3 separate regions of the Mus musculus genome follow, and all the other regions are linked to region 1. A link is a contact called in ENCODE Hi-C or POLR2A ChIA-PET data. All regions are on one chromosome and are shown on one strand. The core of a region is the stretch at or near the end of the contact, and the rest is flanking DNA. Distances in the headings are between cores, read along the strand shown. Region 1 holds the start of Klhl22 (kelch-like 22). Region 2 holds the start of Scarf2 (scavenger receptor class F, member 2). Region 3 holds the start of Med15 (mediator complex subunit 15).

Region 1 (2,658 bases), core at 116-2,615:
GAGAAAACGAATCTTCCTTTCAAATCCAGAGACCAAAGTGGGCTTAGGTCTTTAGAATGGGAAGAGCTTCATACTATATAAACTAGGTTTGGGGCATAGACTTTGAGATTTCTTCCTATTCTGCTATTCTGTATCTCTAGAACTTTCTAGTGGGTGACCTGTTTCAGTTGTGTTTTCCGATAGTCAGAAGTGACAAGGGAGTGTTGTCTTCTACTTTTTGTTGGATCTCATATATTTGCTGATGGTATCTCTTGCTAGAATACTTTTATCATGGTCTAAAAGTCTCCAGCAACACAGGTGGAGTCATTTGGTCCAGGGAGCCCTGACAGGTAGAAGTTCACGTGCATTGGGTGCCTCCTTTTCTAGAGGCTGGGTCTTTTCATCTGGATCTATAGCTAGGCCTCCGGGCAGCAATTAGGGTTCCCCTAAAACAGCCTTTCTTTTATTCATTTTCTTCTTCCTTTTTTTCTCCCCCTTTTCATGAGGAGGCTTCCTTGGCGACATCTTTTCTCTTACATTCTCCACCATATTGAAACTACAATTTCCCCCCATCTATCTGTAAGAAGGCCCTACAGCTCCACTCTTGGATTCTGCTATAGGTATGCGCCCCTCAGAGTGTGGTCCTCCTCGAGGTGAAGCAGAGAAAAGTGGGTGTCCCCAGGACAGCTAGGGGCAGGTGAGTTTTGGGACTGGGAACCAGATTTACTCTGGAGTCTCAGAAAAGAGGAAAATCAACACTTGTCCGTACATAAAGCCTTTGCTTGTTTTCACTCTCCACAGCAAGCACCGGACGAGGAGCCTTCCAAAGTCTAAAGTACAATGACAGAAGAAACCAGGGAGCGACAAGGAGGAAATAAGAGGCAGAAGGAAGACCTCAGACAATAAATAGGGCTGTGAGGGAAAGGAAAACAGAAAGAGATAGAGAGGGTGGGAGCGACCTAGAGAGGAAGCAAGGAAGAAGCAAGAAGGAGGGGACAAGTGAGACGATGAGTGAAGTAATAGACGCACGATGAAGAGGGAAGGAAGTAATGCAGGAGAAACGAAGAAATGACTGGGGGAGGAAACGGGAAAGTGAGGGAAGGAAGGAGTCGATGAGGGAGATGGTGAGTGAAAGGGTGTGAAGAGACAAGCCAGTGAAGAAGCTATGAGTGAGAGAATGAGTGAGGGTTAGAATGAGGCCAGGAGAAAGGGAAAGAAGGAGGGCCTAGGTTTGCACCTTCAATAGGCACCTCGAGGGTGGAGCTTCCGGACAGCGGATCCTTCGGAAGAGCAGCCGGGGTCTGACCCTTCAGCCTCTTCCCGCCCCGCCCAACAGCGACCCCCCCTAGAGTCCCCTTGCGCCTGCGCGGCATCCCACGTGACGGAGAGGCTCCGCCCCCACCTCCAGCCTCCCGCCTCCCGCCTGCTGCGAGAGCGGCCTCAGCTTGCGGCAGCACCAGGTCAGCTGCGAGGCATGTACCGTGCGGGCCCGGCAGGCCTTCTTCGCCGAGCTTGTGCTGCACGCGGGGATGGGAGAGGGAGCGGGGATGGCGGAGGGCGCGGAGATCTGGGCCAAGTACCGCGGGCGCCTGGGGCGGGCACGGGCGACTGCCTGACGTGGCGGGGGCTTGGCCGGGCGACCCCCGGGCGTCCGGCGCGGGCCTGGCGCTGTGGCGCGGGCCCGCCGAGGCCTGCGCGTGGCTGAAGCGGACCGTGGCCCTCGCAGCCCGGTTGGTCAGGTTCTGTCGCCAGCCGTGGGTCCGAGTGTGGCCTCTGGCCTGTCCCCGTCCCTCGAAGCTATTCGAGCAGGGATTGCAACAGGCAGCGGGCGGGCCTGGCTGCCTCTCCCGGCGTGACCTCAAGCTCATCAGCCGCGGCTGCGGTTGTTGAGAGAAGCCGGAGAGCAAGCGCTGTCAGTGCAAAATCCCCGGATTGTACTAGTTTAGATCCTGTACAGGCCGAACGAACGGACCTGTCCGGGCGCAACGGGGCCACCTTCTGCCCGCGGCTGCTTCCTAGGGTAAGGCCTGATCTCCGAGATGCTCCTCGTCCGTGCTCTGGGAAAGAAGCCATAGAGCACGTCAACACCTCTTGGATGCTCCCTCCCACCCCCGTGGTAATAAGGACCCGCTCCCTCTTCTGCTCTTCCCAAGCTGCTGTTTTTCCTTTTGTTGCACACCTTACGTTGTGGTTCAGATGCGTTGAGGACAGATACGGAATGGGAGCCCCCACAGAAGGTTGAGGATGCCTTTCCAGTAAATGATTCCTTGAAGATTCCTCTAAAATTTGTTTCAGTGCACAGCTGTTTGTAGTAGCAAACAATGGTAGGGAACCTAGTTTATATGTGTGAGAGGGGCATGAAGTTATAAGCAGAAGCTAAAGGAATGTGTAGAGGAATATCTTAGATCTGCAGTCACCGTAGTCTCCTTAATGTTTTGTCGTTTAAAAAAAAAGAGTGAAGCCAGGTGTGGTGGTCCCTGCCTTTAATCCCAGCACTCTGGAGGTAGAGTTCTGTGAGTTTGAGGCCAGGCTGATCACCAAAGAGTTCCGTGACAGCGAAGGCTGTTAGAAACAAGTGGTCTGTATGTGCACCTGGGTGAAGGTGCTCTAGAGACCAGCAGAGGGCGCCTCCACCCGATGTCAGCGCTGGGAGCTCCAGTTCCGGGCAGGAATAGTTTT
Region 2 (2,658 bases), core at 98-2,597, 38 kb after region 1:
GTCTACACCACCTGTCCCTCATACGCAAGGTGCCCTCTGCCGGCTGCCCAGGAAGATATTGTCTAACCTTTCCCTCAAGTCAGAAGCACACACACCTTGGTGGGACCAGGCTGCCAACAAAGGTGTGTGAACTCCTGCAGTCTGGAGCAGTCTGCCTCAGGGTCTCTCCTGCTTTGTCTTTTCTGGACCCATGCAGCTCCAACCATCTCCTGTCTGACCTAGGCTGTGGTAACCATAAGTACTGTGTTCTGCTCTGCCTGGGTGAAGCCAGTGATTCAAGGCAGGGATGAGAGAAGAGCTTTACTGGTGAGAACAGTAAAGGGTTAACAGAGGGCCCCTGCCCAAGCTGCCTCCTGGCCCAGGGGTCTTATCCTTAAGCTTGTGTAGAGACTTGGAGGAAGGATATCTTTAGCCAAGTCCAAGTCGTCCCTAGGATGGACACTGATTCTGCAGCTCCTTTGACAGGCTTGCTGATGTCATACTAAGGTCAGGCTAGAGGTTCCTGGTAAAGGAAGCTTTCTGACTCCGAAGACTTCTGGTTCTGCTTACATGACAAGGCTCACTTTGACAGCTGTTTAGGGAATGAGGTGCTCAGGAGATCAGGAGACAAAAGTGGGTATGGTAGAGACAGAGCAATCTACTTAGTGGCCCTGGTTGTCCTTATGTAGTAGGGGGGTCTCCATTCTAAGCCTTGATTTCACTCTCTGAACTTCTCCTTCTTAGGAGCCAATAGCCTTCTCAAGCTGAATACATGCCCTGGGCACCCAGTTCCTTCCTACCCCTTGAGAGGACTTCTGAGTTTCAGTTTTCATCTCCAGTGTCCCCTTCCCTGTCTTTACCTCCTCATTATATCAAAGACCATCACTGCTTCCTTCTGTTCCAGGCTTTTTCCTCAGAGAGCTCCTTTCCCTAGGTCTCCAGTTCATTCCCACAGGTCTTTGTCTACATCTTGCATGCTGCAGGAGATCAAGAGATGCTAATGGCACACCATAGAACAACTAGGGGTTCTTAGCTCCAGCCGAAGGCCAGTGTGTGAACCGGGGCCTTCTCCAGGACCCCTTTGCTCCCGGGCCTGGCGGCTCCAGGGCTTCTGACAAGGGGGAGAAAAGGCGCGGACCAGGACTCCTTCACAGGATCCCGCAGCTCCTTCTTCCCGCAGTGCTTCGCCGGCTTCCACCAAGTTCACCCCCGAGTTCGTGCATGGCCAGGTGGGGGCGGGGGCCGAGCAAAGAAGGGGCGGAGGCGCGACCGGAGGGTGGGGTCTGGCGCGCGGGGCGGGCGCTGCCGCCTGGCCGGCCGCGCTGGCCCAGGATCAGGGAGCCGATGTGGAATTTCCTGCCCGGCCCGGCGCCCCTCCTGCCGCCCCCCGCCCGGCCTCGCACTCCGCTTCCGGCCGCCCTTGCCGCGGCCGCACCCGCGCCCACCCGCGCCTGCCCCGCGCCTCATGGAGGGCGCAGGGTCCCGGGGGGCCGGGCCGGCGCGGCGCCAGGGAGCCCGAGGGCTGGGACTGCTGCTGCTGCTCTGGCTGCTGCCCGGTCTCGCGGCGCCCCAGGACTTGAACCCGCGAGGCCGCAACGTGTGCCGCACGCCCGGGTAGGAACTGGGCCTGTCCGAGGCGTGGGCGCGAAGCGGGCTGGGGGTAGCGGCGCCCCATTTCAGTCCGGGCCATCTAGGACCTCCCTAAACTGGTCACGCGAGCCCCTCGGGCCTGCCTCGCGTCTTGGGCTCGGTTCCAGGCCAAGCCTGGGCCCTTAGGCTGCATCCGAGGGCCGGCTGGACCAGAAATCACCTGAGGGGTAATGGAGTACTGTGGGGAGCCCCCAGGGGTACTATGTGGTGTCCAAAATGTCAGGGGAGAAGAGAAAGGAGCTACTCCCTAAGCCAAGCAAGGACACTCGGAGGGGACAGCATGTGCATAGGCTTTAGGAGCCAGTGGCTTGAGCCTGGAGTAGGGGTTTAGAAGGGCGAAGGAGCAACCTTGGGCGAGCTGGGCACTGGGACAGTCGAGACTTGGAAGGACAGATTTGTCTTGGTAGAGCGGGCGCGGGGTGGGAGGAAGATGGTGGTGAAAGTGAGCACGGACAAGGCTACACTCACGGTGGACCAGAAACCGGAGTGCTTGAGGACAATGATGGACGCGCGATGGGGAGGACGTGGGAACCCCTGTTGGCTCCTTGTGGGCGGCCACTGGGTGTACGGAGGTGGGTCTCTGAGAGGATCTTGCTAGGAAAGCCGGTGTGGGACAGGCCCAGCCAGAAAGCAGTGGAGCCCGGAGCTTGCGCGGAGGGTGAAGAGCGACGACGGCTGAGTAGGCGCAGAAGCCGAGGGACCTGTCTGCTCGTCGGAGCCACGACGCAGTCAAGGCATCTCTGCAGAGGCGAGGAACCCACGGTGGGGCGCCTCTGCCAGTGCTGGGGAGGCTGTTTTGGGACTCCAGGCTAGGGTCCCGGGGGGCACCCTGGGTCAAACGGCTCCCCGGGGTGCGAAACGTCAGCTAGGGTTTTGGAGGGTCAAAGTAGACGAGGGCTGCTAGCTGACCGCGCGGTTTCCGAAATCGGGTCGAGAGGACACAGACCACTCCCGGCCGCGAGCCCCGCCTCGGAGGCGGGGGGGGGGGGGGGCGCCTGACTAGCCATCTGCTTCGCATCGCCGCCGCCG
Region 3 (2,658 bases), core at 50-2,549, 37 kb before region 1:
TGTAAAACACTGGAGGAAGGGCCGGGCAGTGATCCCAGCGCTTGGGAGGTAGAAGTAGGCAGATTTCTGAGTTCCAGGACAGCCAGGACTACACAGAGAAACCCTGTCTCGAAAAACTAAAAAACAAACAAACAAACAAACAAAAAACCACGGGTACAAGTTGTTTGCCCAAAACACCCAACACTAACCATGCCAGCATCTGCTCATCCTCATGATGTATCCTTGACTACTTTGCTTCAAAGACCCAGAACTCTCCACCTACAGCCGTCCATCCTGATGCTTTCACAATCATCTGCTGGGAATGGTGGCCTGTCACCCTCCTACTTTTCTCTCTAGAGCTCAATCTGTCACCTACTCGAGGCTGCTCCAGTCTACTCAACTGACACTTTAGCACCCACAAAAATGACTGAGCATTGGCACGACTGTACTGTTTCTTTACAGACAGACAGTACCAACCCTCAGGGGAAAAGCTGTGCCACAGGCAATTTTCTGAACACTTTAGGAAACTCAGTAAAATGGCTAAGTGCAACAAGCACTCTGCAGTGCTCCGTGGGCAGAGGGCATCCCTGCCCTTCACTCCCGAAGTTCCCACAGCTATTTCCTGCTACCCTTTGGCCAAGTTGACACACCTTGTGGAAGAAACCGGAGCACTCTTCTATTCCACTGCCTACAACCCAAACACATCAATCTTCCAATTTACCTTCCTTCCAGCCTCCTCCAACTCATTGATGTGGTTTTCGTTTTATTTATTTATTTTATAAAAGAAGCCACGCGGCACCCGTGTAAAATCTCTGGCTGCCTCATTCTCTTTCTATATTCGGTGCGAATCGAAGCAAAGGAAAATCTGCACACAAATGACGAGGCGGCTCAGGACGATGACTCACTAGCCAGGGCACTAGCTGGGTTTGCAGAGTTCCTCCCCAGAAAAACTAGCCAGCAGTCCCTGTCTGCCGAGAAAGGCCAGAGAGACTCCAGGAGGACCCTTGTACGTCCCCGGCACCCAGCGGACACCGCAGCTTCTGACCAGGGTCAAGAGCGGGTCTAGCCCGGCCTCACCCTCCCCGCCCGGAAGGTCCGACCACCGGTCCTTGCCCCAGGCCACACTCACATTTGGCTGACCAGCTTCTGCCGAAAGGCGGCGCTACGCCAGTCGGTCTCCTGCCCCGAAACGTCCATGCCCGGAGCCCCTACTCTTGTAGCCCGAGTCCCTACCGGCCACCCCCGGCGCCGCCGCCTCTACCACAGCGACAGGCCCGAACCCGGAAGCCGAGCGATCCCGCTACTGGGCCACGCCGGAAGTACAGGAAGAATTGTGGGAAATGAAGTCTTGCTTTTGTATACGCATGCGCGCCACAGAAAGAGAGAGGAAGAGAGGAAGGGGAGAGGGGGAGAGGGGAAGAGGGAGAAGGGGAGAGGGGGAGAGGGGGAGAGGGGGAGAGGGAGACACAGAGGGAGAGACAGAGATACAGAGGCGGAAACACAGACAGAGGCAGAAACAGAGAGAAAGACAGAAAAAAGAGACAGAAAGACAGACACAGAGACAGATACAGAGACAGAGAGAGACACACATGCGGACACATAGACACACACACACCACACACAGACACACATACAGAGTCTATGTATATTTTGTTGCCAGTGTTGGGATAATTGCTAATGTATAACATATTTTTGGTATTTTAAATAAATTTGGTATTTAAATATTGAGATTTTAATTTCTAACATATGTTAAGTGTACATAAGTATATGTACATTCTACAGTCATCAAAATAAAGCTAGTATTTCACCAACAAGCAATGTTAGGTTTAGGATCTCTGCTCATTGAATCATTAAGCTCCATATTTAAAAGGAAAGCAAAAGCATTATTTCTGTTAATGTTTTCTCTGTGGTTCATATTCCTTGCTTCTTAGTGGTGCATCCCTTAATACAGGACATTTTGGTCTAAGTGGATAATTGTTGCTGGGCTTATGTGTCTCGAGTTCACCTTTCAATGTTTATATGATTTAAGTTTAGAGTAGAGATTACAAGGTAACTAACCAATTTTGTAAGTCTTCATTTTTTCCAACAATATGTAAGGCCTCATTTTAGAACTTTGTTTGTCCCAGCACTTGGGAGGCAGAGGCAGGCAGATCTCTGTTGAATTCAAGGCAGCCTGGTTTACATACTGAGTTCCAGGACAACCAGGGCCTATGTAGAGACACATTGTCTCAAACAAACAAAAACAAACAACACCCAAAATGAACCCCAAAATAAATAAATAAATAGACAAATAAAGAAATAAATAAAATACATGTGTTTATTATTATAGAAGAAAGCACCCTTTAAAAAAAAAAACTTTTGGCCTTTGGAAAAGTCTTAAACACAAATGAATTAAAAACTGAGTGTCAGGGCTGGAGAGATGGCTCAGAGGTTAAGAGCACTGACTGTTCTTCCAGAGGTCCTGTGTTCAATTCCCAGCAACCACATGGTGGCTCACATCCAATGTACTGTTTTGGTGTGCCAGAATATCTGAAGACAGCTACAGTATATACATGAAATAAATAAATAAATAAATCTAAAAAAAAAAAAAAACCCCTGAGTGTGGGGGCTGGAGAGATGGCTCAGCCATTAAGAGCATTGATCTATTGCTCTCTTCTGGTGTGTCTGAAGACAGTTACA

Evidence for each region. A loop is a pair of places that touch in the nucleus more often than their neighbours do. ChIA-PET counts read pairs that join two places held with the same protein, here RNA polymerase II (POLR2A).
Region 2: a map of heart shows a loop between it and region 1 (2.2-fold over the local background). The contact joins the promoter of Scarf2 here to the promoter of Klhl22 in region 1. A Hi-C loop is called at or near these places in 7 of 37 maps with a recorded cell type or tissue (T-helper 2 cell, heart, left cerebral cortex and 2 more). POLR2A ChIA-PET finds 5 or more read pairs at or near these places in 4 of 5 experiments (Patski and embryonic stem cell).
Region 3: POLR2A ChIA-PET joins it to region 1 with 32 read pairs in Patski. The contact joins the promoter of Med15 here to the promoter of Klhl22 in region 1. A Hi-C loop is called at or near these places in 1 of 37 maps with a recorded cell type or tissue (heart). POLR2A ChIA-PET finds 5 or more read pairs at or near these places in 2 of 5 experiments (Patski and embryonic stem cell).

The regions. Positions count from the first base shown.
Region 1 is chr16:17,758,256-17,760,913 of GRCm38, forward strand. It overlaps Klhl22 (kelch-like 22), which reads left to right and starts at 1,366. Exons shown (of 7, transcript NM_001359068.1): 1 at 1,366-1,439.
Region 2 is chr16:17,795,935-17,798,592 of GRCm38, forward strand. Scarf2 (scavenger receptor class F, member 2) reads left to right here and starts at 1,348. Exons shown (of 11, transcript NM_153790.3): 1 at 1,348-1,593. The coding sequence starts at 1,445.
Region 3 is chr16:17,721,648-17,724,305 of GRCm38, forward strand. Med15 (mediator complex subunit 15) reads right to left here and starts at 1,300. Exons shown (of 18, transcript NM_033609.3): 1 at 1,109-1,300. The coding sequence starts at 1,176.